Linked DNA regions of Homo sapiens: regions 1, 3 and 4 are each linked to region 2. A link is a loop called in an ENCODE intact Hi-C map of the cell type or tissue named here. Cell type or tissue: ascending aorta. All regions are shown on one strand. Each heading gives the region's core, and the rest is flanking DNA. Links, peaks and the distances in the headings are about the cores only.

Region 1 (7,888 bases), core at 1,492-6,491, 1.9 Mb before region 2:
CACAGCATGAGAGACTGCTGGACTTCAGTCTTCGGAGCAGGCAAGAACGGGGAGCTTCTGTGGATTTCTATTCCTGTCGCCTGTCACTGTGAACAGTGCCCAGTACTGCTGGTCAGTAAATGTTTGCTAAAATACTGAGCAACCAAGGAAGTGACTTCAGTTGAACTCTGTACCTGTTGTGTTCACTTCCTTTGCAACATGCGTGACTAATGGTTACTCCTTCTCTTGAATGCTTCCAGAAGAGTAGCACTCACCACCTCATGAGGAAAGGCACTGCAACTTTGGTCAATGATATCTGTTAGAAAGATCTTTTCCTATATTTAGAAGAGTGATTCTCATACCTGAGCATGTATGAGAATCAGTGGGTTTGAGGTGGGCCCAAGAATTTCCCTTTCTAACAAGTTCCCAGAAGATGCTGATGTGGCAGCTTCTAGCACAGTGCTTGGAAATCCATGAGTTTTCAAGAGGACAATCTAAAGTGTTCCTTTGTTTTCCTTTACTTCCCCTCATTCTCAAATCCTATGGGGATGACACAGAGAACCACAAACAAAACAACACACACACACACACACACACACACACATACACACACAGAGCACCCTTGTCCCTAGCTTTATCCTCTGGGATACACAGGACAAGCTCCTCCCTGTTCTATGTGCAACTTTTAAAATATGTGCAACTTTTAAAATACGTGGATGTGGCTTTCACATCTTCTTAGTCCCTCTTTAGCAGATTTTTTACAAAACAAATAAGCCAGGAAACCATGGTCTGAAAGGATTCCTGCTCTGGTGAGATCCAAGACCCACAGCGAGGGCGAAGACAGAGGTCTTGCTGCAGCCCCGGCTTCCTCCACATGGAGGTCCCAGGAAGACGGCATAAGCCATTGCCTCGATAATAACCTGCTTGCTAACTTCCAGCCAGTGCTTCCACATTTTCATGACTTCCAAAGGTTCAGATGAGGATGGTAGTTGTGAGTTTGGGATGAAGTCTTCTGAGCGACTCCTATGGCCCAGCCACAGGGACCTGGGGCTGGAGAGAGAGGACCATCCCAGGCTGCAGCAGCCAACACCTGTGTGGAGGTGCAGGCCCGTGGCCCCCAGCTGTGGTGGACACAGCTGTGCTTCCTGATAGCACCCTTCCCTGCACCTACACCGTGACATCCTCCTCCTCAGCCTGAGTGCAGGCACCACCTGAAGGGTATTTGGGGGAGGGCACCAGTGTCCCCAAGGTAGGAGCTAGTGCATATGGCCTCGTCCTTCAGAGGGACAATTCTGAGAGGCAATCTGCGTGCTTTCAAAGGCCCAGAAACACACCCTGTGTTGCCTCCTCCCTGTCTGACTCTTCCTCTTCCTCCTGCTCCCTGGGACCAGCTCCCAAACAAACTCAATTTCTTCTCTCAGTCGAAGTTTGCTAAGTGAGTGAAGAGTCAAATAAATGATGTTGCTTAACTCTCCCTCTGATGTGTGAATGTCCTCTAGGAACAAGCCTTTTGTAGGAGAACTGTAGGCCAGGGCTGAGTGCACCTGGGATGCAGGATCTCCAGGGGGGACCTATCACTTGTGCGAATTTAAACCTGCTCAGAGCTTAGGGCCCGGCTCTGCTCAAGATGGGCAGAAATAAAGAAGACTAAACATTTACATCTCAAGAGTTTATTTACCCTGGCCTGACTCTTCAAAAAATGCCATTGCTGCTACCCTGAGGATTAACCATGGCCATTTTTAGACCAGGTGCCATCCTGCCTTTAGCCTCGGGTCACCCCTCTGACTCACTGCCAGGAAACGGAGCCTAGACCCTGATGTGTGGTGAGAATTGGCCTGGTTTTCACCTGAGATCCACACTTGAGAAAGCTGATTGAACTCACAGCGTGCCATCCTGCCTAAGATCCTCTTCAGAGATTCTATTTCCCAGAGGGAGGGGATCACTTTCCGCAGTGGGGTTTCTATCTGGGACATTTCTCTTCATCTGTAGGAACCCTATTTAAAGGCTAGAAAATCTGAGGGAGAAGTGGAAAGAAGAAAGCTGTGTAGCTGTGACGATGGCCTGGGACATGGATTCCCAAAGCCTGACCCTCCGCTGTGCCCCCTGCTCCCCAGCAGGCATGGTTAGCCTGTCATGGAACCCTGCACCTGAGCCTGGGCGAGCTCCAGATTCCTCAGCACACAGAGCTCCAAGCTCCTCCTGCCAGGCCGCCAGGGCTGGCTCCCGAGAGAATGCACAAGCCTTTTGTGGTGTCTGAGAAAACACAGCTGAATCTACTAGGCAAGGGGTTGTATAGGGCACCTCGGGAAGAAGTCGCACAGGTGCCCCCAGAGATCTCAGGGGCAGGGAGGGGCTCACCCATAAGGGAAGGGGAGGACTCAGAAGGCTTTGAGGAAGAGGCAGCTCCTAAAATGGGTGAGGGCAGAGTGTGCCCTGAGGCCCCACAGCAGGCAAGCAGGTGACTGGAGAAGCAGCTAGGTCTGGTGCCTGTGTGCCAGGCTTGTATGCCAGGGCTGGGCTGCATGGGATGCACAATGCTACTGGGCCAGCACCATCAGCAGTGTACTGCCCCTCACACCCAGGGCAGGCCTTGAAGCTAAGAGAGGGATGGGGCAGTGCCCATCGTTCTCCTGCCACTGGAGTGTGACCTTCTGGTGCCATGACAGCCAGTGGGTGGCAGGTGCCTGCCCCTCTTCCCATAGGCTGCCCCAGGAGGAAGAGGGGCCCGTTCCTGTGAGTAGAGCACAGTGAAACCACTCTCTTTTCTGCACAGTGAAAGAGACATCCTTCACGGGGTGCAGAGAAGCTGCTGCCCTTTCCTCCCCGTCAGGCCAGAGTCTTCCCTACTCCCTGCTGGGGCCAGGGAGGACAGAGGCAGCCCTGAAGCTTCCTGTGGCTCAACTCTTGAAGGCTGCTCAGTTAGAGAAAAAGGATGGTGCTGACCATGGAGGAATCTCACACACACTCCAGGCACCCTGCCTCTGCCTTGCTCTCTGCAGTGGCCACTGAGAACTCTTAGGAATTGACCCTTGCTTCTTAGGCACTGGGCATGAGAGAGGGCCCTCCCTTGCTGTGGGGGCCTCCCAAGACCAGGGAGGCTGGGCCTCTGGAGGTCTCCCCTGAAACTCCTTACCCAGCGGGATCATGCCCTGGGCCTTTGTGCCTGCCGGAATCCTGGTGGGTGGAGGAAATCCGTTACCCTCATGAGAGCTACCTGCCTAGACCCCTGCTGACCTGACCTCACCTTTTGTTTGACCCAGGAACTTACCCGCCCCTTGCTGGGGGTTGGAACTGTCACATGTCCTAAGCCAGCATGAACAGGCAGGATAGTTAGGCTGACTGTGATTGTGCTGGCCATGATGCTCGACTTGGCCCTAGGCTTGACTTTGTTTCATCTGTAATAGTCTCCATTTTTTCTTGCTGTGAAGTAAGCCACCTCAAAACTTAGTGGCTTAAAACAGCAGTTTATTCTTCTTCCCTACCATGGGTTGAGTGTGTGGTCCTTCTGCTGTGCTTGATGTGACTGTGTGGCGTCGTCACAGGGGGGCTTAAATGGGGTGAGACACCAAGCATGGCTCATTCAGAGGCCCAGTGCTTTGGGGAACGGCCAGGAGGCTGCACTCAGCCAGGACCCTCAGCGTCATCTCAGGGTCTCTGCCTCTCTTCGTGGCCTCTCCATGTGGACTTTTTAATTACATGGCAGCTCAGCACTCCCAGAGCACAAATAGGAGCTCTATCTGTAGGAGGTGGCCAGGCCTTCTACAGCCACAGGCCCAGGTCCCTTCCACCACAGCATGTGGGTCACAGACCTGCCCTGACTCACACAGTGGAAGGCAACAGGGCAGCATGCACACCGAAAGCCATCACTGGATCCTGTGTTTACAGCATCTCAATTCCACAGCAACACCCGAGTTTCCATCAAGGAGGCAATGAAGACCCAGCCCGGGCAGCAGGAGGCAGCGGTGTTATCAGGGGCCCACTCGTTCTGAGGGACCATAAAAATACTAGGAAAAGATCATTTTTCATCTTGACTACTTAACAATCTTACAGTTTTATTATAGTCTTAAAGCTCCTGGCCAGGGTTTTATCTTTGGGAAGTATCTCTTTATGTGCCAAGTGCCACCAAACAGCATCTGTTGGTGCCTCCTCCTACAGGAAGCAAGTGCCTCCTCATACAGGAAGCACTGGCATTAGGAACACCCTGTATTTCTCGCCTGCAGCTGCACTGTGTCACTCACTGATGTCATTCTCCTATCTGAAGGGCTCAGGGTCCACTCTCCAGCCTGACCTGCTGCGAGGTCACTTAGCTAAGACCAGCTAAAAATAGCAACTGTTGCTCAGAAGCACCGGCTCTGCATCATGGGCTCACCCTGACGCCTATGCCTCCCCGGGGACAGGGCCGCACGATGGAGGAAGAGCCGACTGAGCCAGCTCCAGCCACCTTCTCCAAGCACAGGACCTTGTGAGCTGTGAGCTGACTAACAGCTTCAGCATCGAGCTTTGGGGGATATTAATGCTTAGCTGATAAGCATTAATCATATCCCACTTAAGTAATGGTTGGGCCAATTTCTGTTTTCAATTAAGAATAAAATGTAAGCATTTGGTTCATATATAAGCAATCTTCAGTGAATGGTAAATTATTATTTTGGGAAAAAAAGTAAAATGGACATGTACTTAGAACTAAACTCAGAGCCTTGGGCAGTGTCTAGGATTTCTCTTTGGAAGTTGGATTGGGAAGAGGATGTGCCTGGGAGCTTATTGGATCTGAGGGGTGGGAGGAGACTTCCCCAGATCCACCGCACTGCCACAGTCTCTCTCAAGGCATCTCCAAAGGTGGCATCCCAACCTCAAAGTGACAGAAGAAGAATCATGGGCCATCGGCGGCACTGGTTTTCTAGGTTGTGTTATAATTTTCATTTCCCCATAGATGAAAAATGTCAATTGTGTTCATCTTGAAGGCTATGTTAGAATTAGAATGCTATTAAAATTTTCATGGATAATCTTAAAAAAATGCAATGATGAACATAACTACCTCCTAGAAATTGTGTTTCTTTCTTCCTTTAAAGTGAAAAAAAATATTACCTGTTGCTACCCTGTTCACCATTAGCCTTCAACGTGAATGGTGCAAAGCATTTTCAGTGTTAAGGCGGTTAAAATGGTCTTTTAGGAACAGCTTAGACATTAGCAGAATGCCTTCCTTATTCTATCACCGTATTAGGAGAAACAAGCAGAGCCCCCACCCCAAGCCTGTATTCTGTCCACTCCCAGTAGGTATCAGACAGAAATCTGCGAAGCCCCTCAGTGCTTTAGGTGAATCGGTGCTGACATCAGCTCTGAACTTTCCTTCTTCCACCCAGGTCTGACAGAGGACAGGTGAGCAAATCTCCTCAAAGCAAGTCAGACAGAGCCTGGCACCGCAAGATCAGGGGAGAGGTCTTCAGAAACAGCAGGCTGACATTCTCCCCTTCCCAGAGGAGAAAAAGGCCCTCTAACTGAGAAACAGTTTCACCATCAGTGGACAGCTCTCCCATGCTCAGCCCATGCCCTGAGAGGCCAGAACCCCAGTGCAGGCCACGCACCCACATCCACTCCTCATGTTAGAGGTTGTGTGCGACTGCTAGGGCTGCTGGGTAGACTGTGTGGCTTCAACTACAGGCCTTGATTTCCTCACAATTCTGGAGGCCAGAAGTCTGAGATCCAGGTGCCAGCAGGGTGGGTTTCTTCTGAGGCCTCCCTCCTCAGCTTGCCAACGTCCATCTTCTCTCTGTGTCCTCACAGGGCCCTTCCTGTGTGTCTGGATCCTAATCTCCTCTTATTGTTAAAGATACCACTGAGATTGGATTAAGACCCAGCCCAATGACCTCATTTTACCTTAGTCACCACTCTAAAGGCCCTATCTACAATACAGTCCCATTCTGAGGTACCAGGAGTCAAGGCTTCAACACAGGAATTTTAGGGGAGACAGAATTTAGTCTCTAACAGAGGTCATCTCATTTAAACCCTTGGACTTGAAAGTGTACTCCTCATCTGAACTGCTGCAGGTAAGGATGGGAATTAAGAGACCCAAGGAGGAGTGACTGTTGTATCAGGACAAGCTTGCTGAATTGAAATGAAAAACAGAAATCTGTCCATTGTGCCAGTCCCATTCCCTCTGGACTCAGCTCTAACAAGGTTTGGAAGGCCAAACTCCCAGATGCTGAAAGACAATGAAGTTTAAAAACAAGTCCATTGGTGGCATCCAGATCAGAGTTTCCAATCAGATACCTGGTCCTCTACGATTTTCACACCCAGCAGGGAGGAGAGCAGGCAGCCCTTTCTTTCCACACTCCCTGCCCACTTCACAACAATAGTTGGGAATGTGTTTCTGTGAAAGAAGTTCACAGCCAGCCACAGTGGCTCATGTTTGTAACCTTGCACTTTAGAAGGCGAGGCAGAAGGGTTGCTTGAGCCCAGGAGTTCCAGGTTACAGTGAGCTATGATTGCGCCACTGCACTCCAGCCTGTTTCTGAAAGAGAGAAAGAGAGAAAAGAAAGAAAGAAAGAAAGAAAGAAAGAAAGAAAGAAAGAAAGAAAGAAAGAAAGAAAGAAAGGAGAGAAAAGGAAGAAAGAAAGAAAGAAAGAAAGAAAGAAAGAAAGAAAGAAAGAAAGAAAGAAAGAAAAAGAAAGAAAGCAAAAGAAAGAGAGACAGAGAGAGAGAAAGAAAGAAAGAAGGGAGGGAGGGAGGGAGAAAGGGAGGGAGGGAAGGAGGATGGAAGGAAGGAAGGAAGGAAAGAAAAAGAAAGAAAGAAAAAAAGAGAAAAAGAAGGTGTTAGATAAAGCTAGGTTCTTCTTCAGTTTGTCCAGTTCCCCTGTTCTTTATTCTCTAAATTCGGAGTAACCCGCCACCTCCCCCTGCCCCGGCTTTTGCTGTGCAGTAACCTGTCTAAACATGCCTAGACATGAGAAGCCCCAGTCCACATTCCTTCCCTTATGTGGGAATAGGTTAGCTTTCTAGTCCCCCCTCAGATGACCCTTTCCTCCTCTTCCTGGCTCTTCTATCACGTGCCTACCTTATCTAAGAAAGTTTGAATGTTTAGCCAATCAGGACTAGTTTAGATTGTGTGGTCCAACCCCAGTCAATGGGGGAAAGACACAGAGGTAGAATCTGCGTTAGGAATAAAAACCGCTACTCTCCGTTGTTCTGTGTGCTTTTGCAGTCATGATTGATGCAGGCAGCACCCTTCTGCAGAAGTAAATTTTGCCCTGCAGCACAAAAGAGGAAGGAAAGCAAGGGAAGGGAAGGGGAGGGGAGGAAGGGAAGGAAAAGAGAGAGAAAGAGAAAGAGAGAAAGAGAGGAAGGAAGGAAGGAAGGAGAGAGAGAAAGAAAGAAGGAAAGAGGAAGGAAGGAAGAAAGAAAAGAAAGAAAGAAAAAAGAAAGAAAGGAAGGAGAGAAAGAAATGAAAGAGAAAGAAAGAAAGAAAGAAAGAAAGGAGAGAAAAAGGAAAAACAAAGAAAGAGAAAAGAAGGAGAGAAGGAAAGGAAAAAGAAAGAAAGAAGGAAAGAAAGAAAAAAGAAGGAAAGAAAGAAGAAAGAAAGAAAGAAAGAAAGAAAGAAAGAAAGAAAGAAAGAAAGAAAGAAAGAAAGAAAGAAAGAAAAAGAAAGAGAAAGGAAGGAAGGAAGGAAGGTCTTAACACCTTGGTAATTTTTGTGCTCTTCCCTGGACTTTGGACTTTGCAGCCTTAGGGAGACAGAGCTCTTTAATGTACACTTTCCCATCAGGCACTGCATGGCCAAGAACCTGCCTGCAAAGCCCCCACTGAAGGGAGGGTTTCTCCAAGGAGCTCTCCCCTTTAAAGGCCCAGGATTGCTCCTGAGAGTGTCTACTCTGCCATCAATACCATAAAGATTTCATCAGACGGCATGGAGAGTGT
Region 2 (7,888 bases), core at 1,355-6,354:
GATTCCAAAGCTGAGCCCCTTCTGGCAACCCTCAAGCCAGCTCTCCTCACTCACTGGCTTATCGGAGGGTCCCCAGGTATGCAGGGACATGAGCCCCATGAATGGTTTTGGGGGCAGCAGCACCCACCCACCTGGTCTCTCAGGGTCACCCCTGTAGCCTGTTTGTAAATTACACCTCAAAAAATGTAACAAATGTAGACAGATTCCAGGAAAAAATTACTAATACTAGTAAGAGACACAGGAAAGTTCTTTGAACTACTATTAACAGAAAAATAAAAGAGAAGACATGCCCAAAAAATAGAAGAAAATAAAAACAAGAAGACAAACTAAGAAGGGGATCAGTGGCAGACCTGAATTTACACAACATCTCTGTGTGTGTTGGGGAGCTGGGGGTGCTAACCTCTGTTCACTGTGGTCATGCCAAGTGTAGCATTAACCCCACAATGTTTTGCTGGGTGTTGGGGAGTCTCTTAGGAGCAAAAAGAAGGAGCATACAACCCTGAGATGGTTTAACCCAACCAGTCCTGGGTGCCAATCCTGATCAAGGCCCCACACTGAACACTGAGGGAAATGCCAGGGCAGATTCGAAGCCCCTGCCATGGGTGCAGGAGACAGATGCAAACGTAAGAAACATGCAAAAGTGACCAAACACACAAGGCCGGTGGCGGCAGGCTCATGACACTTGTCCAAACAGGGCACTGGAGCTGAATTTACCCTGGGAAGGCAAACCCTGGGAAGTCAAGAGCAGCCTGGGGCTGAAACAATAATTACTGCAAGAGCCTCCACGGAGACAGCGCCCGCACCACCAGCATCTCCCATTATGGATGGGAGAACAGAGGCCCCGAGAAGTTAAGCTGCCTGGCCAAGGTCACACAGAGGCAGAGCTGGATTCAACGCAGGCAGATTGGCTCCACAGTCTGTCCCACCGCCCCACCCTCCAAAGTCCCCCGGTAACAGTCCAGTTCTTCACCAGGCGGTGAAGAACTGCTCTATGCAACAAGTGGGAGGGAAGCGAGCTTTGCCGGTAGTGGGGGAATTGGGGAGGAGGGATGAATCAGGCTTGGTCTTACAGACGGAAGACAGAACAGTTGAGAAGAATAGTGAGGCCAATTCAGGCAGGCGACAGGAACATGTAAACCCTGAAGGAGATGGAAAAACAACACAACTGCCAGGGAGAAAATTAATACACGGGTACAGCAGATATTAGCCAACGTGGTCCCTAGGCTGAGTCCAGCATACAGTTGTGCTAACCACCCTGACCAGGGTGTGCAGGCATGCGTGTGTGAGTCCAGTCCAATATTTAAAAATCGAGAGCTTTCACATGAAAGCCATGGACTTCTGGCTTCTGAACAATCAGCAGGAGACCATCCCTACACAGAGAGTCCTACACCCCGCTGCCTGCCTGTCACCTCCAGTGACTCTATGATGCTATGACAAGCCTGGGAATGTCTAGCTGAGGATCGACACTGTCTGCACCCACCATCCCCCCCGGGAGCTGGTCACAAATGCAAATCTTCAGCCCCACCCAGACCTGCTGAGTCCCAACCAGCCTCATAAGAAGCCCCAGGAGATGTGAACCCACTCTCATATCTGAAAAGCTCTGCCTGACATACTTGCTCCACTCCAAATTTGACCCTGGAGCCCCCCGGAAGAGTGGCCTGCCCAGGTGTAGATGAGCAAACGCCCTCTGCATGGCCTGGTGACCTGCCCAAGGCCCCAGCCAAGATGAAGCAGGAAGGGCTCGAACCACGCTGGACACTTCGCCTTGGCATTCATCTCATCGCCTCACCTGCTCCCACAGCAGCCAGGGCACCAGGACACTCTTCTCAGAAACAGTGACTGCCCAACTTCAAACAGGCCCTCACAGCCTCCCAGCCCAGCAGGACATCCTGCACCATTTTATACCAAGCAGGAAGGCAGAGGTGAGGAAGGTGGAGAGGGGCAGGCCAGCCCCAGGATGGACAGCACCCAGGTGCGGCTGGGTGGCCCGTGAGATAAGCCCTGTGTCCCTGTCTTTCCAGGGCTGACAGGTGGCCTGGGTCCAGCAGATCAGAACAGAGCCCCAAACACAGTGTCCCCCAGGTGCCTCGCCACATGCAGAGGTGCTCAAAAAGTGGCCACCAAGGCCCCAATGACCTGCCTCTCCCTGCTGACCGGGCCACATCTGGTGAGCTCCCCTGCCCTCAGGCCTTTGCTGTGGCTTCTCCCTGCCTGGGGCACTGTGCCCTCCTCACACCCACACTGCAGCTCTCAGCCCAAGGCGCTCACTCTCCCGAGCACCTCACTGTCCCAGACCCTGCGCATCCCCCAACTCTTCCAGATGCTCACTGCCTGCTGCGCTCCCTAGGGCGAGGGCTGAGTGTCCTGCTCAGGTCTGGGTTCAGGTAGCCTGGTCCAGAGCACAGAGCTGAGGAACAGACCACTTGCGTCCTCGAGCCAAAGGGTCATATTGAGGTGTAACTGGCACCAGGTGGTCCCCTCATGCCCAAGGGAGGGAGCAGACCTCTTCTTGTCTTTGTGGCTTCATCCCTTAAGTAGAAGACATTCTCTTTTTTGGCCCAAATCAGTGCTTCTCAACCTTGAGTGGCATCAGAAGTCCCCAGAGGACGTGTTAGCTGCAGCCAGTGTGCCCCGTCCCCGTTCTGGGCATCTGCATTTCTAACAAGATCCTAGTGATGCAGCCGCTGCTGGTCCTGGGACCCGACTCTGACGATGTGTGCACATGGACCTACATGCACATCCCCTTTCTATGCAGATGCAAGATTTCCAATGGTTTTCTTTTTCCTTTGGGACAGGGGTGATTACACATACTTGCCAGCCTCATGAGCCACTGGTTGGCAGCCTGGAGTCACCACTAAAAACTCAGGGTCTAAAGTCCAGCCCCTGTCCAGCCACTCACTAACCACAGACAATGCACATATCATTTAATCCAAGCCCATTTCCTAATCCTTGGAGTGGGTATAATGATCCTTGGTCTGGGTGGGACTGGAAGGACTAGGTGCCATTGGGTTGTTTCTGGCTGTGGGTCAGATGGAGTCAAGGTGTCCCCCAAGAAGGCAAACAGAACAACCCTCCCCCATCTTTGTTCTGGCCACCATGGCTGGTGCTCAGACCACACAGGCACCTGAAGAAAGCTCCATGTGGGGTTTGGGGGACAGTGGCCCTAACACCCATGTGCACATGGCTCTTCGCACATAGTTATGGTTCCTGCTAGTGCTTCAATTTCAGGATGAAAAGGTAGAAAGGAGGGGGAGGAAGGAGGTAAGAAGGTGAGGAAGGATGGAAAGGAGGAAGGAAGTGGGGAAGAGAGGGAGGAGGAAAAGAAAGTTTAAAAAAAAATCTGCCCAAAGAAATGGGCAGTGAGACAAGAAAATTCCATTTCTCAGCATTTCCAAGAAGAGTTGGGCAAGGACCCATGGCAATTTAAAGTGTAGCTGAAACTCCACCTCCTATTTCCGGCCTTTCCCAAGTTTCCCAGCACATGATGGATGACCTGTCCTTCGCCTCTCAGAGGCCCACACCATTTCACACTGCCCCATGCTCCCTGGTGGTCCCCATTACAGGGCACAATGCCATTCCCCAAGGGCAGGGACTGTGTCCCTAAGATTCCTTTATCATGTAGACTGGCGTTGGGAATTACATCACAATTCCCCTCCCACCTCAGTGTGGACTTACTCATTTACTGACTTATGGTTCATCTCCTCATTAGAATGTGGGCTCTGTGGTATTGAGCATTTTCTGGATTATTCATTGCTGTACATGAATTGGAGCCTTTATTTCCAAATCTGTGCAATGGGACCACCAACCACTTCATGTTGGTGCCATGAGGATGCGACAAGCCATGCGGAGCTGAGGGCCGGCCAGCCAGGGCGCTCCATCTCGCTCACAGATGCCCAGGGCCCCACCCAGGGCCTAACACAGCTGGACGCAGTCGGCCAATGCCCGTGGCTGGGGCAGGGGTTTGGTATTTTGTTTTAAAAAGGCATTATAAGAGTATTGGGATTTCCATTACAATCCTGACACACACGTACGAATTTTCAAGTACTCTTGTTGCTTATTTAAATACATCCCTCACACTCACACACCCTAACTGAAAGTGGAACCCAGCATACAGAAATTCAATTTGAATACGGAGTTACTATTCACAATGAGCTTTTTTTTTTTTTTTTTTTTTGAGACAGGGTCTCACTCCATTGCCCAGGCTAGAGTGCGCTGGCGTGATCTCAGCTCACTGCAACCTCCACCTCCTGGGCTCAAGGGATCCTCCCACCTCAGCCTTCCAAGTAACTGGGACTACAGGTATGCACCACCACGCTCGGCTAATTTTTTTTTTTTTTTTTTGAGATGGGGTTCTCACTACGTTGCCAGGCTGGTCTCAAACTCCTGGGCTCAAGCGATCTGCCCACCTCAGCCTCCCAAAGTACTGGGATTCCAGGCATGAGCCACGGCGCCTGGCCCACAATGGACTTTCTTTTAATAGCAATCTTCCCTGGCAGGCTTTGAGATATTACGTCAGTCACAAAAATTGTTTTGGACAATTTTCCCAAAGCATCTGTTATTTAAAGTAAGTCGTGCCCCTGACAGCTGGGGAGGACTTGGATTCCTCGGGAGGATCCTCCTCCTAAGATTAGGGGTTCCTTTTTCATGTAGAGTTCCCTGAAAAACCTTAGAAAAGTTACTTTAATCACTGGAATCACTAGGAGGAAAATGAAGCACAGGCGCACAGCGTCTTGCCGCTGTCAGTGTCCTGCCTTCTGAACGATTAGAGGCATGCCACAGAGAGGAAACTACAGCAAACACAGAGGAACTACAGCAAAAGGGCCTCTGTTCCTGCAATTAATCTCCAAAAAGCATCCAAGAAATTTCCCAGTGCTCAATGCTTGGTTACAAAGAGGATTTTTACACTCTTGCTTAAGAGTACACACACTGAAAAACATCACTTAAAATTGGGGGTTTTAAAAATAGAGCTTAGCTGTGTGTTTTGAAAGCAACACATGTCATTACCCTCTGGTTCTGCATTTACAACTTCCTGACATCTTGAGTTGATATGCCACAGGGCAAAAAGAGCTGCAGAGCCCTACAAAGGACAGAGCCAAATTTCACAGGTGGGAAAGAATCCCTTTTAGAACCTGGCTCTCCAAAGAACCTTCTGCAAGGCAGTTTTACACAATAGAAGCAAGTCACAGAAGGGCACAGACACTCTGTCTACCCTGCCCAGTGAGTCTCAGACACCATAACCTCAACTGGCTATTGGAGTTGTGGGATGGGCAGGATACTGTGGAGCTTTGAAAGCAACCTCAGCCACCTGCATGCTCTCCGAAGCCTATTCCCCACCTATCCCAGGCTGATCAGATGCAAGCCCATGTGGTCCAGTTCAGATGAAGCTCAGCTCTCTCAGCAGCACTGCCGAAGGCCAAGCACAAGGTCACAGCCTCCCCACATGCTTCATTAATAAATAACAAATAGTCAGTGACTGGGGATGTATAATGTGTTAAGAAAGTGCTGAGTGCCTTACAAGCATTTCCTCATTTCATTCTAACAGCCCTGGGATGGGTGTGCTGATAGATACTCCCATGGATAACAAAACAGGTGCAAACACTCAGGTCCCCTTCCCCAGGTCGGAAGATGCCTGATAACATCTGTGCTGGTCTCTTGGACCTCTGGTTGCAGGAAATTGCCTGGGCCCAGCCACCATGCTGTGACAAGCCCCAGGAGGTGCTTTGGGCCACAGTTCTGGCTGAAGCCAGCCTGCAAGTTGTCCCAAACAAGGCTCCAGACTTGGGAGTGAGAAACAGGCAGATGACTCCAACCTCAGACACTGAGGAGCAGGAGCAAGTGTTAAATAAAATGTATAGGAGGCCACTGGTCTGGACTGAGCTGCATGAGGCCCAATAGATCACACAAAAATGGAGTCACTCTTGCTAAAGTGCGGTGTCACCAAATGGAAACTAAGTTGTTTATCCGACCTTCTAAGAAACAAGGAGAGTGAAAGATAGCTAAATCTCCAAACAAGCTGGCATGATAAGGGAGCTCCTTCCACTTTCACCTTTACAACAAAAGTAGCTTTGAAATAACCAGTCCACTTTTTGTTCTCCATGTCTGCATCCTTCAGCCCCTTCTGTCTATAAAACCATCCTCCTCTGTTCAGCTCATCAAACATTCCTTCTGTTTTATGGAATGGGGTGTTTCCCAATTCTATAATCACGAATAAAGTGAAGTAAGGTCTTTAAACTAAATTTGTCCTAATTTTGCCCTTTGACATGAGTCATCCCCATCGGGCCCTGTCCAAAGTCCTGACTCACAGACTCTGCGAGGAATATAAAATTGTTGTTATCTTGTGTCACTAAACTTAGGGGTGGTTTGATGTACATCAATAGTAACTAGGACAGAATTCAGTTACATACGGCCCTTGTTTTACAGATGAGGAAACATGCAAAGTACAGTACAGGGAAAGCAAGAAATCAACCCGAGTCATGATTCTAAAGACACCTGGAGCCACGAAACTGTGTTGCGCCATCCACAGCCCATCATTTGCTTGCTGTTTGTTTAATAGGGCCAAGGCCAGGACACTAATCCCAATTCTGTTTTAGAAGTGCCTTCATCTGCCCTGGTTTGAGGCGTACAGGCCAGTGGTTCTCAAGCCCGAGTGTCCTCTGGAGCATCTGAAGGGCTCGTTATAAACACAGGTGTCAGGTCCCATCCCAGGGTTTCTGATTCCAGATGTCCAGGATGGGCTCCAGAATTTGTATTTCTCAAAAGTTCTCAGGTAATGCTGATGCTGCAGGTCTGAAGACCATGCGTTGAGAACCACTGGTATTCTTGAGGGGGTGAGGTGAAGCTTTCTTCAAGAGTGATATTCCTTTGGAACAAGCCATCTGACTTTATCACACACAGCTGACAGATCAGACCAAAGTGTTCTCATCCATCCCACGACTTTCTAGATGCTCCCAGAAGAGTCATGGCCTGGCCTGGCCCTTTTTCATACTGTCTTCTCTATGGTTTGCAGACACCGGCAAAGGAAAGAGATATTGCTGACCCATGAACAGGAGGGCACGCACATCCCAGGGGAGAAAGCTGCTGAAAAGCTGTTTTTCAAGTTAGTTTTCTGAAGCTCAATTTCTGGCTAACGTAGCCATAAAGGCCATATTATCAGAAGAAATAAGTGAAGGAAAAGGAGACAGAAGAATGCTTGCTGACCACACCCTGATCCTGACCGAGCGAGGTTCAGAAGGTCCTTGCTGTTGGCCCCAGGAGGTCCGCCCCACTGTCTTATCTGAGTGGGGCTGCAAGTGTGCACAGGCCAACTGTGAATGTTCCCCATGACCTTGGCCTCACAAGTCCAGAGCAGGTCACTTTCCACCTCTGTCCTTGGGCAAGCTGCTCTAGTCTCCTTCAAGGGCACATTGCCCCAACTCTGCAAACCAAAGGGTTTGGTTTTTTTCCCACTAGTTCAAGGGCACTTGCTGCTGACTCAATGTTAAAGAAAACACTTATCTAGTAAGTGACTCATTTTAATTAAACCAGCAAAGTAATATACAATTTCGGGGAGTGGGGGAGGTCCAAAGTTCCTTCCAATTTCTTTGAAAAATAACTGCAAGACACTATCTATAATTGTATGACTATTTCTGAAGTTATCTAAAATCGCTACTGCTTATGGGTCACCAGTAAGCGCTGGGTCTGCTGCACACCTTGCAGCACTCAGCCTAACCTCTGAGCATGACTGCCCCCATCCTCACAATGAGGAGACTGAGGGCTGGGGGGGCAGAACAACAAGGACAACTGAGGGAGGAGTTGGAGAAAATGGGGCCCTGGTGACCCTGCCATAAAGACCCGCAGGTCCTTTCTTAAACACTCCCAAATCCAGCAAGCTGGTTATGACCACCCTTCT
Region 3 (7,888 bases), core at 1,376-6,375, 170 kb after region 2:
TTCAATTTCTCTACTTTTATTTTTCTTAACTTAAAATTTTACTCAATTTGGGGTCCTGGGTTCCTGGTGAGCTTTCTCGGGGGACACTGCAGGGTTGGGTTGTGGGGTGACCCTCTCAGCCCCCAAACCCACCCCACACCACATCACCCAGAAGCCGTCCTCAGAGCACGTGAGTGCCGCCTACAGCTGGAGGGCCTGCCTCAGAAGCCAGTCAGTGCCTTGGGGCTCTTGGGCTGGCGTTCCCCGTGCCAGCCTCACGTCTCAGTGGCATCGCCAACCTCACAGTGCTCCTGCAGACTGGGTGTTGTGTCTCCCACAGATGCGGAGAAGGGAGGCAGCCTGGTGGTGGGGGACTTCGAGATCGCAGCCAAGTACGGTGAGTGATGCTGCAGGGGCCATCTCAGCAGGGGCAGGCGCCCCGTGATGCTCGTGACGCAGGCGCTGGCCCTGACTCTCCTGGGTGTAGCCCCTCCTAAACAATGGCCACAGGCAGGGGCCTCGGCCCCAGCTGAGAAAGGACCACCGTCCTTGTCCCACCCTCATGGGGTCGTGAGGAACTGGGTCCCTCGATTCCACTTCCTCAGATGCCATTTTACTGCTACTAGGGTAACCCCAAGAGTGATTTCCCCTGGGATGTCCCAGTAAGTTCATGATTGTCACACAACCCTTAAGAAGCCAAGGCCCTACAGAATGGAGCCTGGGATGTGGGGTGGAGGGCTGTCCCCGGGGTCGCAGGTGACCAGCCCAGCAGACCCTGTGCCACACACTATGCCTCTCCACTGTCTCCTTCACGCCTGGCCCAGCAGCCAAGCCTTGGTGAACATGTCCTGCTCTTGGTTGCCCTTCCCAATGTGTGGGTCCAAAGAGCTCAAATTTGTACATCTTTCCAGAAAAAGTACTACCCTTCCCCTCCCCCAAAAGTGGCTTTTTTAAAGCTTTTGTGTCATTTTCCCATTTGTGCCCATGGACACTGGGTATCCACAACTACAGCAGGAAAAGGCTTTGAGCAGAATCCCAGGACAGCTCTTGGTGGATTTGTCCTTCCTCAAGAGCAGGAGTGGATTGTTCTGAGCTGGCTTTGGTGTTTTCTTTCCCCAGAAAGCTTAGGTTTTATGCAGCTTGACACCTGGGAGAGGTGTCCAGGGTCTTAGATGTAGAAATGTGGCTTGGGAGACATTGGCCCATGACCCTAACACCAGGCGTGCAAATCCCCTTGGAGCCCAGACCCAGTGGCAGCCGGGGTTGCCGCCCACCTGCCTGTGCTGTGCACTGGGTGCCTTCTGCGCTCAGCTGCGGCCTTGTCTGTGAATCCGGAGTGCGGAGCCAGCGGGTGCCTGTAGTGGGTGGAATTGGGGTCTGCACTTGCCCCTCCGCCCCCAGGTGGGAGTCACCTGGAGCGTGAAGGGACGTGTCTCATCCCCAGTGTGTCGGACCCTGGAGACACAGCCGCAGAGCAGCCCCTTCTCATGCATGGACCTCACCTACGTCAGCCTGCTACTCCAGGAGTTCGGCTTTCCCAGGAGCAAAGTGCTGAAGGTAAGGGTGCCCTCAGGTCACGCCCCAGCCCCTTTATGGAGTGAGGGGCCTAGAACCACTTCTCCAGTTGCTGGGGTCATGTCCCCCAGCCCATCCCTGGCTTCCAAGGAGCCACAGCCTCCTGATGCACAAGGCTTTCCTGTCTGTGTGATGGTCCCCTCTCCCTCTCTGTCTTTTCAAGCTCACTCGGAAAATTGACAATGTTGAGACCAGCTGGGCTCTGGGGGCCATTTTTCATTACATCGACTCCCTGAACAGACAGAAGAGTCCAGCCTCATAGTGGCCGAGCCATCCCTGTCCCCGTCAGCAGTGTCTGTGTGTCTGCATAAACCCTCCTGTCCTGGACGTGACTTCATCCTGAGGAGCCACAGCACAGGCCGTGCTGGCACTTTCTGCACACTGGCTCTGGGACTTGCAGAAGGCCTGGTGCTGCCCTGGCATCAGCCTCTTCCAGTCACATCTGGCCAGAGGGCTGTCTGGACCTGGGCCCTGCTCAATGCCACCTGTCTGCCTGGGCTCCAAGTGGGCAGGACCAGGACAGAACCACAGGCACACACTGAGGGGGCAGTGTGGCTCCCTGCCTGTCCCATCCCCATGCCCCGTCCGCGGGGCTGTGGCTGCTGCTGTGCATGTCCCTGCGATGGGAGTCTTGTCTCCCAGCCTGTCAGTTTCCTCCCCAGGGCAGAGCTCCCCTTCCTGCAAGAGTCTGGGAGGCGGTGCAGGCTGTCCTGGCTGCTCTGGGGAAGCCGAGGGACAGCCATAACACCCCCGGGACAGTAGGTCTGGGCGGCACCACTGGGAACTCTGGACTTGAGTGTGTTTGCCTCTTCCTTGGGTATGAATGTGTGAGTTCACCCAGAGGCCTGCTCTCCTCACACATTGTGTGGTTTGGGGTTAATGATGGAGGGAGACACCTCCTCATAGACGGCAGGTGCCCACCTTTCAGGGAGTCTCCCAGCATGGGCGGATGCCGGGCATGAGCTGCTGTAAACTATTTGTGGCTGTGCTGCTTGAGTGACGTCTCTGTCGTGTGGGTGCCAAGTGCTTGTGTAGAAACTGTGTTCTGAGCCCCCTTTTCTGGACACCAACTGTGTCCTGTGAATGTATCGCTACTGTGAGCTGTTCCCGCCTAGCCAGGGCCATGTCTTAGGTGCAGCTGTGCCACGGGTCAGCTGAGCCACAGTCCCAGAACCAAGCTCTCGGTGTCTCGGGCCACCATCCGCCCACCTCGGGCTGACCCCACCTCCTCCATGGACAGTGTGAGCCCCGGGCCGTGCATCCTGCTCAGTGTGGCGTCAGTGTCGGGGCTGAGCCCCTTGAGCTGCTTCAGTGAATGTACAGTGCCCGGCACGAGCTGAACCTCATGTGTTCCACTCCCAATAAAAGGTTGACAGGGGCTTCTCCTTCTCTGGGATTCCTCTCGTTGAGCGACAGTAGCATTTGCCCACCTGGCACCTGAGATCCCTGTTTACTAAACCTTAGAAAAGCTGCCAAAGGGGGTGGCGTATTTCCAGTCCTGTCGACATCCCTCTCGAGGACACAGCAGTGGAGGGCCCCTGGGGGCTGGGGCTGGTGAAGGGTCTGGCTGGTGGCCCCGGCCCTCCCAGCGTCTGTTGAGCACAGCTCCTCCTGTGCCAGGCCAGCAGCCCACAGCACGGCCAGGTGAGGCCTGGGCACATAACCTCGAGTGAGCTGCAAGTCCCCATGTCATTCTGTTCAGCAAGGATCTGGTTTTGGTCTGGAAGCGTCCCAAAGGTGTCGCATGCCAGGGAAACTGCAGACCAGCCCACATCCCGAGTGCTTGTGCCTGAAGCCCCCCCCAACCAACTGTCACAGGAGGACAGGATCTGGCCCTAGGGCCTCCCAGGGCTGCAGCGAATGCTGATGGAGCCACGTGGTGGAGGCCTGCACAGAGCAGGAAAGGACAAAAGACAAAAAGAGGAACAGTTTCCTCCCTCCCGCCTGGGCTGGGTCCCCACCAGCGCCTTTACTTCCATAATATCCACCAGCTTAAATATTTAAAGAACTCCGGAGGCTGAGAATCAGACGCATGAAGGTAAAGCCAAAATCAATTTGGTCCATTTAAAGAAGGTCGGTGACCTCATGCCTGAAAAAGGCAAACAACTGGAAGTTTTCCAAAAGTGCACCAAATAAGTCATGGAATATTTCTGGGCCCGGCAAAGTATGCAAGTCATTTCTCTCTGAGTGTCTTTTGTGATAATGAAGTAGGCTCTCATTTGTCAAAAATAGCTACACGTGCACATCGTAAAAGAAGCAAACTAGGGTTGCTTGAAAATTCTGTTCCCTCAGGATGTGTGCATTGACAAGCTCAGACAGGTCTCACACGCCCCACATGCCACCCCAGCCCGCGTACCCCACATCACTTAGCACCCATTGCTGCCCACTGAGCTGCCTCAGTCCTGCAGTCCCCGTGTTTGGATGGCAGGATCCCAGGGCAGTGAGTTTCAGGGCATAAGCAGACGTTGCCACGTTGCCTTCAATCCTACTGGACAAGCATCGGTGCTGGCCTCCCCCATGTCCTAACAGCTACAGCCAGTTTAATCTTTGCCATTCTGGCAGATTTAAAAAAATGATAACTGGTAGTTTTAATATGCATGGATCTAATTCATCGGGTATATCTAAGTTGTATTTCCGTGAAACATCTGTTCATATCCCTTGCCGATTTTCTATAAGATTGTCATCATTTTTTTGTTAATTGTAGATCTTTATTTATTAAGGAAATTATCCCATTATGATAGAACGTGTCCAAAAATTTATCTTTTTGTGACTTCTAGGTTTCATGTCATAATTAGGAAGGCTTCTCCACAGAGATAGTTTTAAAAGTTAACCAAAAGGTATTTTTATATTTTAGTTTCTTAACTTTTGTTAAGAAACTAAACGTGCCTGGCCTTGTTTTTTAATTAATTAATTACTTTATTTATTTATTTTTGAGATAGAATCTCCCTTTGTCACCCAGGCTGGAGTGCAGTGGTGCAATCTGGGCTCACTGCAGCCTCCACCTCCCAGGTTCAAGCAGTTGTCCTGCATCATCCTCCTGAGTAGCTGGGATTACAGGCACCCGCTACTGTGCCCGGCTGATTTTTGTATCTTTAGTAGAGATGGGGTTTTGCCATCTTGGCCAGGCTGGTTTTGAACTCCTGACCAGGTGATCTGCCCATCTGGGCCTCCCAAAGTGCTAGGATTACAGGTATGAGCCACCATGCCCTACCTTAACATTTTTAAATACGTTCAGGCACAACAAATCATTGTTGCAGGGTGAATTTTATTTTTAGAACCATTTCAGAGTCATCAGAAGGCAAATGTGGCCAGGCATGGTGGCTCACGCCTGTAATCCCAACACTTTGGAGACCGAGGCAAGTGGATCACTTGAGGTCAGGAGTACGAGACCACCCTGGCCAACATGGCGAAACCCCGTCTCTAATAAACATACCAAAAAAAGAAAGAAAAAAAAAGCCGGGCATAGTGGTAGGCTTCTATAATCCCAGCTACTAGGGAGGCTGAGGTACGAGAGTTGCTTGAACCCAGGAGGCAGAGGTTGCAGTGAGCCGAGATCGCGCCACTGCACTCCAGCCTGGGCAACAGTGAGACTCCATCTCATTAAAAAAAAAAAAGGTAAATGTGATATTCAGACTAGGGTAATACCATTTTTGGATAAAATCAAGGATGATGGCCGGGTGTGGTGGCTCATGCCTGTAATCCCAGCACTTTGGGAGGCTGAGGCGGGTGGATCACGAGGTCAGGAGTTCGAGACCAGCCCTACCAACATGGTGAAACCTCGTCTCTACTAAAAATACAAAAAATTAGCTGGGCCTGGTGGTGCATGCCTGTAGTCCCAGCTACTCCAGAGGCTGAGGCAGGAGAATCACTTGAACCCGGGAGGTGAAGGTTGCAGTGAGCAGAGATCGCACCACTGCACTCCAGCCTGGGTGACAGAGCAAGACTGAGACTCCATCTCAAAAAATCAAGGATGATGAGAGAAATGAGGCAGTTCCAGGAAGGAGCTCTCAGGAGTGTGCAGGTCGCAGCCATCAGTGGCAGAGTCCCCAGGCAAGGTCTTTGAGGAGCCACACTTGGCGTGCAGTCTCTGTTAGAGGTGTTTAATACGACCTGTGTGGAGGCCATGAGATGTGGGGCATGTTTGAAACAACTGGGGCTGTTCATCCTGCAACAAGGAGCTTTTGGCTGGACAGCAATATAACAGGTGTCTTCACTATTACTGAAGGATTGTCAGACGCTGGCTTTTGCCGGGTGGCTCCAGAGGCGGTGGAAGTTATGGGGACACCGCTGTCAGGTTTCTCACTCAAGCATTGCTCACTCGCGCGATGAACGATGTCCAGGGCTGAGGCGGGCTTGTCCTTGGCATGTGCCCCTTCACCTGCGGGCATCGGGGTGCTTGAGAAAGGAGCCTGCGTGATCAGGTTCTTCCAGTGTCTTCACACTCATCAGATTCTTGGATTCGGCTTGAAAATGATTTTGAAAATCATGGTCAGGTAAGCATACTTACCTCTTTCTTCCTTAATTGTAAATGAATAACGGTAGTCGTGTTTATGGAGTGCTTGCTGTGTGTCAGGCATGATGCGGACTGGACTGTGCGTTGTGTGGTCAGAGATTGAATCCTCAGCCTCAAAGTAGGTACCGTGCATCTCCGCCCTGCCGCCGAGAGAGAAGCAGGCCTGCAGGAGCTTGGGGACTTACCTGGACCCACTCAGATGCGGTTCTGCAGGCTTCCTACACCCAAACAGTGGGCTGCCTTACCTCCCAAAGTGGCAAGTGTTTCCAGAGGAATGTTTACTGATCACATCAGGCCGTGTGCTCATTATCAAAGGCAGGTCTCTCCACTGAAGAATCAGCCATCTCCATAACAGTGTGCTTGTAATGCTTACAAAAATAGTTACACAGTTGAGAGAAATAATAATTCCCTCTAGGCCTCACTGCTGCTTTATCATTTTGACAGCCTCTGATTATTTTCCTGTTATTGATTCAGTGGATAAAGGTTTCCGTTTAAGAGCTTAAGTGCAGCCTTGTGAATCTTAGTACCTGCCACATGATTTACATAGTTCAGAAGCAGACATCCCCCTATAAGGCCTCCTGTTTCAAGAAGCCTCTCTAGAGGTCAGAAGAGCCCACAGCCAAGTTTTATGGCACAGCACAGGGTGGTAGGATGGCTCTAAATACGGCTTCCGAGAGGGTCGAGTGCTCAGCTGGCACAGAGCTGTAGTTCCTGCAGACCTACCAGGGAGGACAGCCAGGGATCGCATGGTTTTGTAAATTAAAATGCCCAAGCTCAGAGGCCTGCAAGGACTTACCTTAAAGCAACAGGCAGGCCAGGTGCGGTGGCTCACAACTATAATCCCAGCACTTTGGAAGGCTGAGGTTGGCAGATCACAAGGTCAGGAGTTCGAGACCAGCCTGGCCAATATGGTGAAACCCCATCTCTACTAAAAATACAAATATTAGCCAGGCATGGTGGCAGGCGCCTGTAGTCCCAGCTACCTGGGAGGCTGAGGCAGGAGAATGGCTTGAACCCAGGAGGCGGAGGTTGCAGTGAGCCGAGATCAAGCCACTGCACTCCAGCCTGGGCGACAGAGCGAGACTGCGTCTCAAATAAATAAGGCAACAAGGAGAGTCTGGATGCAGTGGCTCATGCTTGTAATCCCAGCACTTTAGGAGGCCAAGGCAGGCAGATCACAAGGTCAGGAGTTCAAGACCAACCTGGCCAACATAGTGAAACCATGTCTCCATTAAAAATATAAAAATTAGCCAGGCATGATGGCCCATGCCTGTAATCCCAGCTACTTGAGAGGCTGAGGCACAAGAATCACTTGAACCTGGGAGGCGGAGGTTGCAGTAAGCCAAGATTGTGCTGCTGCACTCCAACCTAGGGGGCAAAGCAAGACTCTCAAAAAAACAAAAAAACAGGGAGAGTTTTCCTGTTGATAGTCACCTGGGCTGTTTCCTGTTTGGAGCTTTATGAATAAGGCTTCTGTGAACATTCTTGTGCAAGTCTTTTTATAGGCATAGGTTTTTATTTCATTTGGATGAATATCTAAAGGCAGAATGGCTGGGTCATATGGCATGTGAATGTTTAACTTTATAAGAACCTACTGGGCTCGGCGCGGTGGCTCGCGCCTGTAATCCCAGCACTTTGGGAGGCCGAGGCAGGCAGATCACGAGTGTCAGGCCTCTGAGCCCAAGCCAAGCCATCGCATCCCCTGTGACTTGCACGTATACATCCAGATGGCCTGAAGTAACTGAAGATCCACAAAAGAAGTAAAAATAGCCTTAACTGATGACATTCCACCATTGTGATTTGTTTCTGCCCCACCCTCAC
Region 4 (7,888 bases), core at 1,283-6,282, 1.4 Mb before region 2:
AATGGCCTTCTTTGTCTCTTTTGATCTTTGTGGGTTCAAAGTCTGTTTTATCAGAGACTAGGATTGCAACTCCTGCTTTTTTTTTTTTTGCTTTCCCTTTGCTTGGTAGATCTTCCTTCACGCCTTTATTTTGAGCCTATGTGTGTCTCTGCATGTGAGATGGGTCTCCTGAATACAGCACATTAGTGGGTCTTGACTCTTGATCCAATTTGCCAGTCTGTGTCTTTTTATTGGGGCATTTAGCCCATTTACATTTAAGATTAATATTGTTATGTGTGAATTTGATCCATTATGATGTTAGCTGGTTATTTTGCATGTTAATTGATGCAGTTTCTTCCTAGCCTTGATGGTCTTTACAATTTGGCATGTTTTTGCAGTGTCTGGTACCAGTTGTTCCTTTCCATGTTTTGTGCTTCCTTCAGGAGCTCTTGTAAGGCAGGCCTGGTGGTGACAAAATCTCTCAGCATTTGCTTGTCTATAAAGGATTTTATTTGTCCTTCACTTATGAAGCTTAGTTTGGCTGGATATGAAATTCTGGGTTGAAAATTCTTTTATTTAAGAATGTTGAATATTGGCTCCCACTTTCTTCTGGCTTGTAGGGTTTCTGCTGAGAGGTCCACTGTTAGTCTGATGGGCTTCCCTTTGTGGGTAACCCAACCTTTCTCTCTGGCTGCCCTTAACATTTTTTCCTTCATTTCAACCTTGGTGAATCTGACAATTGGGTTGCTCTTCTCGAGGAGTATCTTTGTGGTGTTCTCTGTATTTCCTGAGTTTGAATGTTGGTCTGCCTTTCTAGGTTGGGGAAGCTCTCCTGTATAATATGCTGAAGAGTGTTTTCTAAGTTGGTTCCATTCTCCCCATCACTTTCAGGTACACCAATCAAATGTAGATTTGGTCTTTTCACATAGTCCCATATTTCTTGGAGGTTTTGTTCATTTCTTTTCACTCTTTTTTCTCTAATCTTGTCTTCTCATTTTATTTTATTAATTTGACTTTCAATCACTGATATCCTTTCTTCCACTTAATCGAATCAGCTATTGAAGCTTTTGCATGTGTCATGAAATTCTCGTGCTGTGGTTTTCAGCTCCATCAGGTCATTTAAGGTCTTCTCTGCACTGTTTATTCTAGTTAGCCATTTGTCTAACCTTTTTTCAAAGTTTTTAGCTTCCTTGCAATGGGTTGAAACATGCTCCTTTAGCTCAGATATGTTTGTTATTACCGACCTTCTGAAGCCTACTTCTGTCAACTTGTTAAACTCCGTCCATTTTTGTTCTGTTGCTGGCGAGGAGCTGCAATCCCTTGGAGGAGAAGAGACGCTCTGGTTTTTGGAATTTTCAGCTTTTCTGCTCTGGTTTCTCCCCATCTTTGTGGTTTTATCTACCTTTGGTCTTTGATGTTGGTGACCTACAGATGGGGTTTTGGTGTGGATGTCCTTTTCATTGATGTTGATGCTATTCCTTTCTATTTGTTAGTTTTCCTTCTAACAGTCAGGCCCCTCAGCTGCAGGTCTGTTGGAGTTTGCTGGAGGTCCACTCCAGACCGTGTTTGCCTAGGTATCACCAGCAGAGGCTGCAGAACAGCAAATATTGCTGTCTGATCTTTCCTCTGGAAGCTTCATCCCAGAAGGGCACCTACCTGTATGAGGTGTCTGTCGGCCCCTACTGGGAGGTGTCTCCCAGTCAGGCTACACGGGGATTAGGGACCCACTTGAGGGGGCAATCTGTCCATTCTCAGAGCTTGAACACTGTGCTGGAAGAACCACTGCTCTCTTCAGAACTGTCAGACAGGGACGTTTAAGTCTGCAGAAGTTTTCTGCTGCCTTTGGTTCAGCTATGCCCTGCCCACAGAGGTGGAGTCCAGAGAGGCAGTAGGCCTTGCTGAGCTGTGGTGGCCTCTGCCCAGTTCGAGCTTCCTGGCCACTTTGTTTACCTACTCAAGCCTCAGCAATGGCAGATGCCCCTCCCCCTGCCAGGCTGCAGCTCCGCAGGTCGATCTCAGACTGTTGTGCTAGCAGTGAGCAAGGCTCTGTGGGTGTGGGACTCACCTAGCCAGGCATGGGAGGGAATCTCCTGGTCTGCCGGGTGCGAAGACCATAGGAGAAGTGCATTATTTGGACAGGGGTGTACCATTCCTCCAGGTACAGTCTGTCACGGCTTCCCTTGGATAAGAAAGGGAAATCCCCTGACCCCTTGTGCTTCCCGGGTGAGGTGACGCCCTACCCTGCTTCAGCTTGCTCTCCATGGGCTGCACCCCCTGTCCAACCAGTCCCAATGAGATGAACCAGGAATCTCAGTTGGAAATGCAGAAATCACCCATCTTTTGCGTCAATCTCGCTGGGAGCTGCAGACCAAAGCTATTCGTATTCAGCCATCTTGGCAGCGACCAGTAATTCTATTTTTAATTCTTTGAGGAACTATTGTAAGTTTTCCACAGTAGCTGCACCATTTTACATTCCCACCAGCAGTGAAGAAGAGTACTAATTTTTACACATTCTTAATTACAGCCACCTTCGTGGGTGTAACAGGGTATCTCACTATGGCCTTGATTTGTGTTTCCCTAATGATGAGTGATGTCGAGTAGCTTTTCATGTGTGTACTGGCCATGCATGCATGTATCTTTGCAGAAATATCGATTCAAGCCTATTGCCCATCTTTGGTCATGTTGTTTGCTCTGTTTTTGTTGTCAAGTTGTAGGAGTTCCTTATATATTTTGGATACTAACCACTTGTCAGATATGTAATTTTGCAGATATTTTCTCCTTTTCTGTGGGTTGCCTTTTCATTCTGCTGATAGTGCTAGTGCCCTTTTTGATTTTATATTATTATTGATATGGTTTGGCTCTGTGTCCCCACCCAAATCTGTTGAGTTGTGATCCTCAGTGTTGGAGGAGGGACCTGGTGGGAGGTTATTGGATCATAAGGGCAGGTTCTTTTTTAAAAATTATTTTATTATTATTTTTTAAGTTCCAGGGTACAGGTATGTGCAGATTTGTTACATAGGTAAACATGTGTCATGGTGGTTTGCTGCACCTGACAACCCATTACCTAGGTATTAAGCCCAGCATGCATCAGCTCTTTTCCCTAATGCTCTCCCCATCCCACCTTCCCCCAACTGGCCCCAGTGTGTGTTGTTACCCTCCCTGTGTCCATGTGTTCTCATTATTCAGCTCCCACTTATAAGTGAGAATATGTGGTGTTTGGTTTTCTGTTCCTGCATTAGTTTGCTGAGGAGAATGGCTTCCAGCTTCACCCATGTCTCTGCAAAGGACATGATCTCATTCCTTTTTATGGCTGCACAGTATTCCATCGTGTATATGTACCATTCTTTATCCAATCTATCATTGATGGGCATTTGGGTTGATTCCATGTCTTTGCTATTGTGCCACAATGAACATATGAGTGCATGTATCTTTATAATAGAATGATTTATATTCCTTTGGGTATATAACCAGTAATGGGATTGCTGAGTCAAACGGTATTTCTGGTTCTAAATCTTTGAGGAATCACCACTCTGTCTTCCACAGTCATTGAACTAATTTACATTTCCACCAACAGTGTAAAAGCATTCCTACTTCTCTGCATTCTCAGCAGTATCTGTTTTTTTTTTTTTTTGGACTTTTTAATAAAAAGTGGAAATGCATTTTGCATTCACATAACGTCAGTTCTGTTTCGTTTCATGGACAATGAAGTATAACTTACAGACTATAGAAAGCAGAGACACTCTCATATTTTTACTTATGTGAATAAAAGTTGGGCCCATCTGCTCCCTCTCCTTTCTTTAACAATAGCACTACTGAGCTGTGATTTTGCCCAGTATCATCCCCCAGGAGACCAGTTCCCAGCCTCTTGGCAGCTGGGTGTGGCCGAGTGAGTCATCTCTGGCCAGGGAGATGAGAGCAAAGGACTGCAGCCACAGAGGCTTTGAGCTCCATTGCCCATACCCTGCTTTTCTTATGAAGAGAATTTATTCTCATCCCAGTGGTATCACTGAAAAGCTAAAGGCTGGGAAGATGAATGGAAGGGCCCGTGCTTTGGACATTCTGTTCCCATGAATCATATTTGCTTGGGAAATTAAGCAGGAACGAGAGCATTTTGGAAAACATGCTTCAGTTTCACTTTCAAAACAGGAACAGAGAAAAAGTAAAAACGAGAGAGGAAAACCAGCTGTGATGGCTAAATTTTTTGTGCCAACTTGGCTAGGCCATGGTGCCAGTTGTTTGGTGAAGCACCAATCTGTGTGTTGTCATGAGGGTGTTTTGTAGATATTGTTAACATGTACAATCGGTTGATTTTCAGTGAAGAAAATAACCTTAGATAATGTGGCTGGACTCCATTCAATTAGTTGAAGGACTTAAGGGCAAAAACTGAGATTTCCAGAAGAAGAATGAAGTCTGTTTTAGACTGTAACATATCCTGCCTGCCTGACAAATCCTGGACTTGCCAGGCCCCACAATCACATAAACAGATTCCTTAAAATAAATCTTTTTACATATATATGTGTGTGTATATATATATATATATATACACACACACACACACATTCTCTTAATAAATATAAATATATCTTAATATATGTACATAATATATATGTATACATTTCATGTTATATATGTATAATTGTATATTTATGTGCACATAATATATATCCTATTGGTACAATCTCTTTATATATATATAGATGTGTGTGCGTATATATATCCTGTTGGCTCTGTTTCTCTGGAGAAACCAAGTTGATACATGTATTAGTCTGTTCTCACACTGCTATAAAGAAATACCTGAGACTGGGTAATTTATAAAGGAAAGAGTTTTAATTGACTCACAGTTCCACGTGGCTGAGGAAGCCTCAAGAAACTTATGACCATGGCAGAAGGTGAAGGGGAAGCAAGGATGTTCTTCACACAGCAGCAGGAGACAGTGTATGTAAAGAAGAAACTGTCAAACATTTACAAAACCATTAGATTGCATGAGAACTCACCATCATAAAGATAGCATGGGGAAAACTGCACCCATGGTCCAATCACCTCCCACCAGGTCCCTCCCTCAACACGGGGATTATGGAGATTACAATTCAAGATGAGATTTGAGTGTGGACACAGCCAAACCATATCAATACACTGACTAATTCAGCAAGAAGAGACAGACTTCCCTATGAACTTAAGGACTGGGACCAATTTGATACAAAGCACAATGTGGTTCTGAAGGCTGGCAGAGAGGGAGATGAGGACGAACCTTGATTCAATTTCTCTTGCAGGGGCCACTGAAAAAGTGAGAGACACGTGAGCTATTGCTGAATTAGAAAACACTGACTGGGACTATCTAAAGTGAAATTAGCCAGACACAAAAAGACAAATACCGCATGTTCTCACTTATATGTGGGAGCTAAAAAGTCTGATCACATGGAAGCAGAGAGTGGAAAGATAGATACCAGAGACTGGGAAGGGTGAGTCACTGAAGGGGGAGGATGAAGAGAAGTGGGTTACAGGGTACAAATGTACAGTTAGATAGAAGAAACACATCTGATGTTTGATAGCAGAGTAGGGTGACTATAGTTAAACAAAAATGTATTGTATTCTGGTGATGGACTCCCTAAACAGTCTGACCTAATCACTATGCATTTATATAAATGCAACAAAATTTCACATGTGCCCCATAAATTTGTACAAATAAAAACAAACAAAACAAAATTCTTATGCCTAAAAAAGGAAGAATGAAAGAACGAAAGAAAGAAAGAGAAAGAAAGAAGGAAAGAAAAAGAAAGAAAGAAAGAAAGAAAGAAAGAAAGAAAGAAAGAAAGAAAGAAAGAAAGAAAGAAAGAAACAAAGAAAGAAACAAAGAAACAAAGAAAGAGTGAATGGGGCCAAAGGCATCTCACTGATGGAGAGTAGAGTGGTCTCAGAGGACAGGCCAGAATGACACCTCGGGGGGTTGGTGGGGTGCAGGTAGGATCCAGGGAGCTACTGGCATCTGCGGGGAGCCTCTTAGGTCTGCACAAAGAGGACTCCCAGTAAGAACAGTTGAAGGTTTGCTTCCTACAACTGTTAGAATCACCTGCGGCGTGTGACTTTAGTTGTCTGGATGGGGCTTGTGAACCAGCATCCATTCAATGCATCCAGGTGATTCTTATAGTTGTTGGTTCAGGTTCTTGACTTCGCCACACAAAATAATTTGAGAGCAAGTCCAAAGTAACAGTAGGCAAAGAAGTCTGTTGCAAAGCAACAGCTACATTCTGAGAGGCAGAGGGGGCTGCTCAGAAGAAACAGCAGCTAGTGCCGTAAGGGAAATTCCCTTTATGGGAGCTGTTCATTCACATTCATAAAATACTGGTGAGGTCAAGTATGCAAAGGTGGACTTGCGGTTGACACATGCACTCAGCATCTATGTGCTCTAACATGCATCACGTGCATCATCAGCACATAAAATCTCCACCTAGGAATGTGTTTTTTACTATTAAGATGAGGGAAATGACACTATAAGCCAAACCTTCAGCCTACTTGCATAGGTGGGACCCCAGAGAAGTTCTTAGCCCTCCACTCCCCTCAAAGTAGGAATTTGTAGCTAATATCTTCTTGGGCTTTGGAGCTGATTGGCTGGAGATTAGGGAAGCTACTTCATGAACAAGGGGCTTTTGTTCTCTTTCCCAGCTGCGTTGAGTATCAGGAACTTAAGACTCTGGCGGTTGGCTGGTACCGTGTAGGACTGCTTACCTTGCAAAAGAGTTAGATGCTGACACGTAAGGATGCAAGTGAAAGGAGCCCACTGAGAAGTGAGCCCACAGGGCTTCACACAAGCGGATGAGCCAGTATGGCCCCCTAACCTTCCTTATCCAGCCTCATTCTGTGCCCCCAGGAATGAGGACCACAGTCTTAGCAACTGGGCCAGGTCTTCTGACCAACTTCACCAACGTGAAATCATCGAAGCTCCACTGGTGGTTTCTCAGGTGATGCGGACACTGTAGGTGAAGATACAGGTTTGATTCAGCTTCAAGAGGACGTGCTTGATAAACTCAAGGAAAATAAGAGAGGATGAGCAGAGGTGGGACCTACCAAAGGGGAGTCAGTCACCGGTGTCTCAGGTCAGTGCTCATTCTGATGGAAAACAGTTATCCCACTCAGGGTGAGAGAATAAACAAGACCTGTTCAACATCACATGACTTGAGCAGACTGGAAGTGACTGATTTATATCCTTCCTTAGGGTATCCCTTGGGCAAAATGCAGTGACTGCGTAAGAAGAGGAAAGGAGTGGGGCTTGAACACAAGGAAAGAATCAAGGACTTTCCAAAATTTCACTGCAAGTAGGCATGAGCACACACTGCTTCTCATGTTTACTACTTTGTCTCACAGCTTGTGAACACACATTCTTGGGCCACGCCCCAGGGTTTCTAATTCAACAGGCTGGGGTGTGGCCTAAGAACTTGCATCTCTTACAAGATCTCTGGTGGTGCTGCTGCTGCTGGTCCAGGAACTGCACTTTGGGATTCTCTACCTTTAAAAAATACATCCAATCACTGTGAGAAATGGGCTACAGGCACTGCACTGTCACCTGTCACGCATGCACTAAGGCTGGGGGATCTCAGTGGCTGAGAGCCTGAGACTGAGCCAAATAAGAATTTGAGAAGAATTGTTTGTACACTTTAAGAATTTTATTGTGGGCTGTGATTTCTTTAGACTTCAATGTCAGGACTTCAACTTGCAAGGGGAGTTGATCTTGTGTTTAGTTTTTCCTGGGAATGAGACGATGGGGGTTGGGTGGTAAATTTATGGTCAAGTTTGGGGCATTTGCACATTGGCTTGTAACTGGAGTAAGTTGTGGTGTTGTTTAATTTTGTCGAGGCTTGACTGGAACATATGGCTGGAAATTATTTGGGACTGAAAGAGAAGCGGTAGTAAACAT

Evidence for each region. Peaks named below come from ENCODE experiments on the same cell type or tissue, not always from the same donor. Only the 100,000 strongest peaks of a DNase experiment are listed, where the experiment ranks them.
Region 1: it touches region 2 in a loop (4-fold over the local background); 2 of 110 quality-filtered maps call a loop at or near these places.
Region 3: it touches region 2 in a loop (4-fold over the local background); 4 of 110 quality-filtered maps call a loop at or near these places.
Region 4: a loop joins it to region 2, with 4 times the contacts of the local background. A loop is called at or near these places in 6 of 110 quality-filtered maps.

Annotation. Positions count from the first base shown.
Region 1 is chr20:23,148,304-23,156,191 of GRCh38, forward strand. LINC03125 (long intergenic non-protein coding RNA 3125) reads left to right here. Exons shown (of 6, transcript NR_199692.1): 1 at 1-111. Among named protein-coding and RNA genes, the nearest start is that of LINC03125, 4.1 kb to the left of the region's middle. RefSeq lists enhancers at 1-448, 1,943-2,926. In ascending aorta, for the core only: no CTCF peak of the experiment used is centred there; DNase peaks (open chromatin) are centred at 2,148, 3,818, 4,308 and 4,788; H3K27ac peaks cover 5,000 bases.
Region 2 is chr20:25,048,908-25,056,795 of GRCh38, forward strand. All of the region lies in intron 1 of ACSS1 (acyl-CoA synthetase short chain family member 1), which reads right to left. Among named protein-coding and RNA genes, the nearest start is that of ACSS1, 5.3 kb to the right of the region's middle. In ascending aorta, for the core only: no CTCF peak of the experiment used is centred there; DNase peaks (open chromatin) are centred at 2,344, 2,694, 3,494 and 4,454; H3K4me3 peaks cover 1,843 bases; H3K27ac peaks cover 5,000 bases.
Region 3 is chr20:25,223,782-25,231,669 of GRCh38, forward strand. ENTPD6 (ectonucleoside triphosphate diphosphohydrolase 6) reads left to right here. Exons shown (of 15, transcript NM_001247.5): 13 at 320-376; 14 at 1,424-1,536; 15 at 1,718-4,294. The coding sequence ends at 1,816. LOC105372579 (a long non-coding RNA gene) reads right to left here. Exons shown (of 3, transcript XR_001754564.3): 3 at 5,504-6,017. Among named protein-coding and RNA genes, the nearest start is that of PYGB, 20 kb to the right of the region's middle. RefSeq lists enhancers at 1-71, 6,493-6,572 and silencers at 122-303, 6,753-6,802. In ascending aorta, for the core only: no CTCF peak of the experiment used is centred there; DNase peaks (open chromatin) are centred at 3,480, 3,640 and 3,953; H3K27ac peaks cover 5,000 bases.
Region 4 is chr20:23,619,091-23,626,978 of GRCh38, forward strand. It overlaps a transcript of CST3 not described here. Among named protein-coding and RNA genes, the nearest start is that of CST3, 15 kb to the right of the region's middle. RefSeq lists a silencer at 3,711-3,921. In ascending aorta, for the core only: no CTCF peak of the experiment used is centred there; a DNase peak (open chromatin) is centred at 4,001; H3K4me3 peaks cover 1,089 bases; H3K27ac peaks cover 2,333 bases.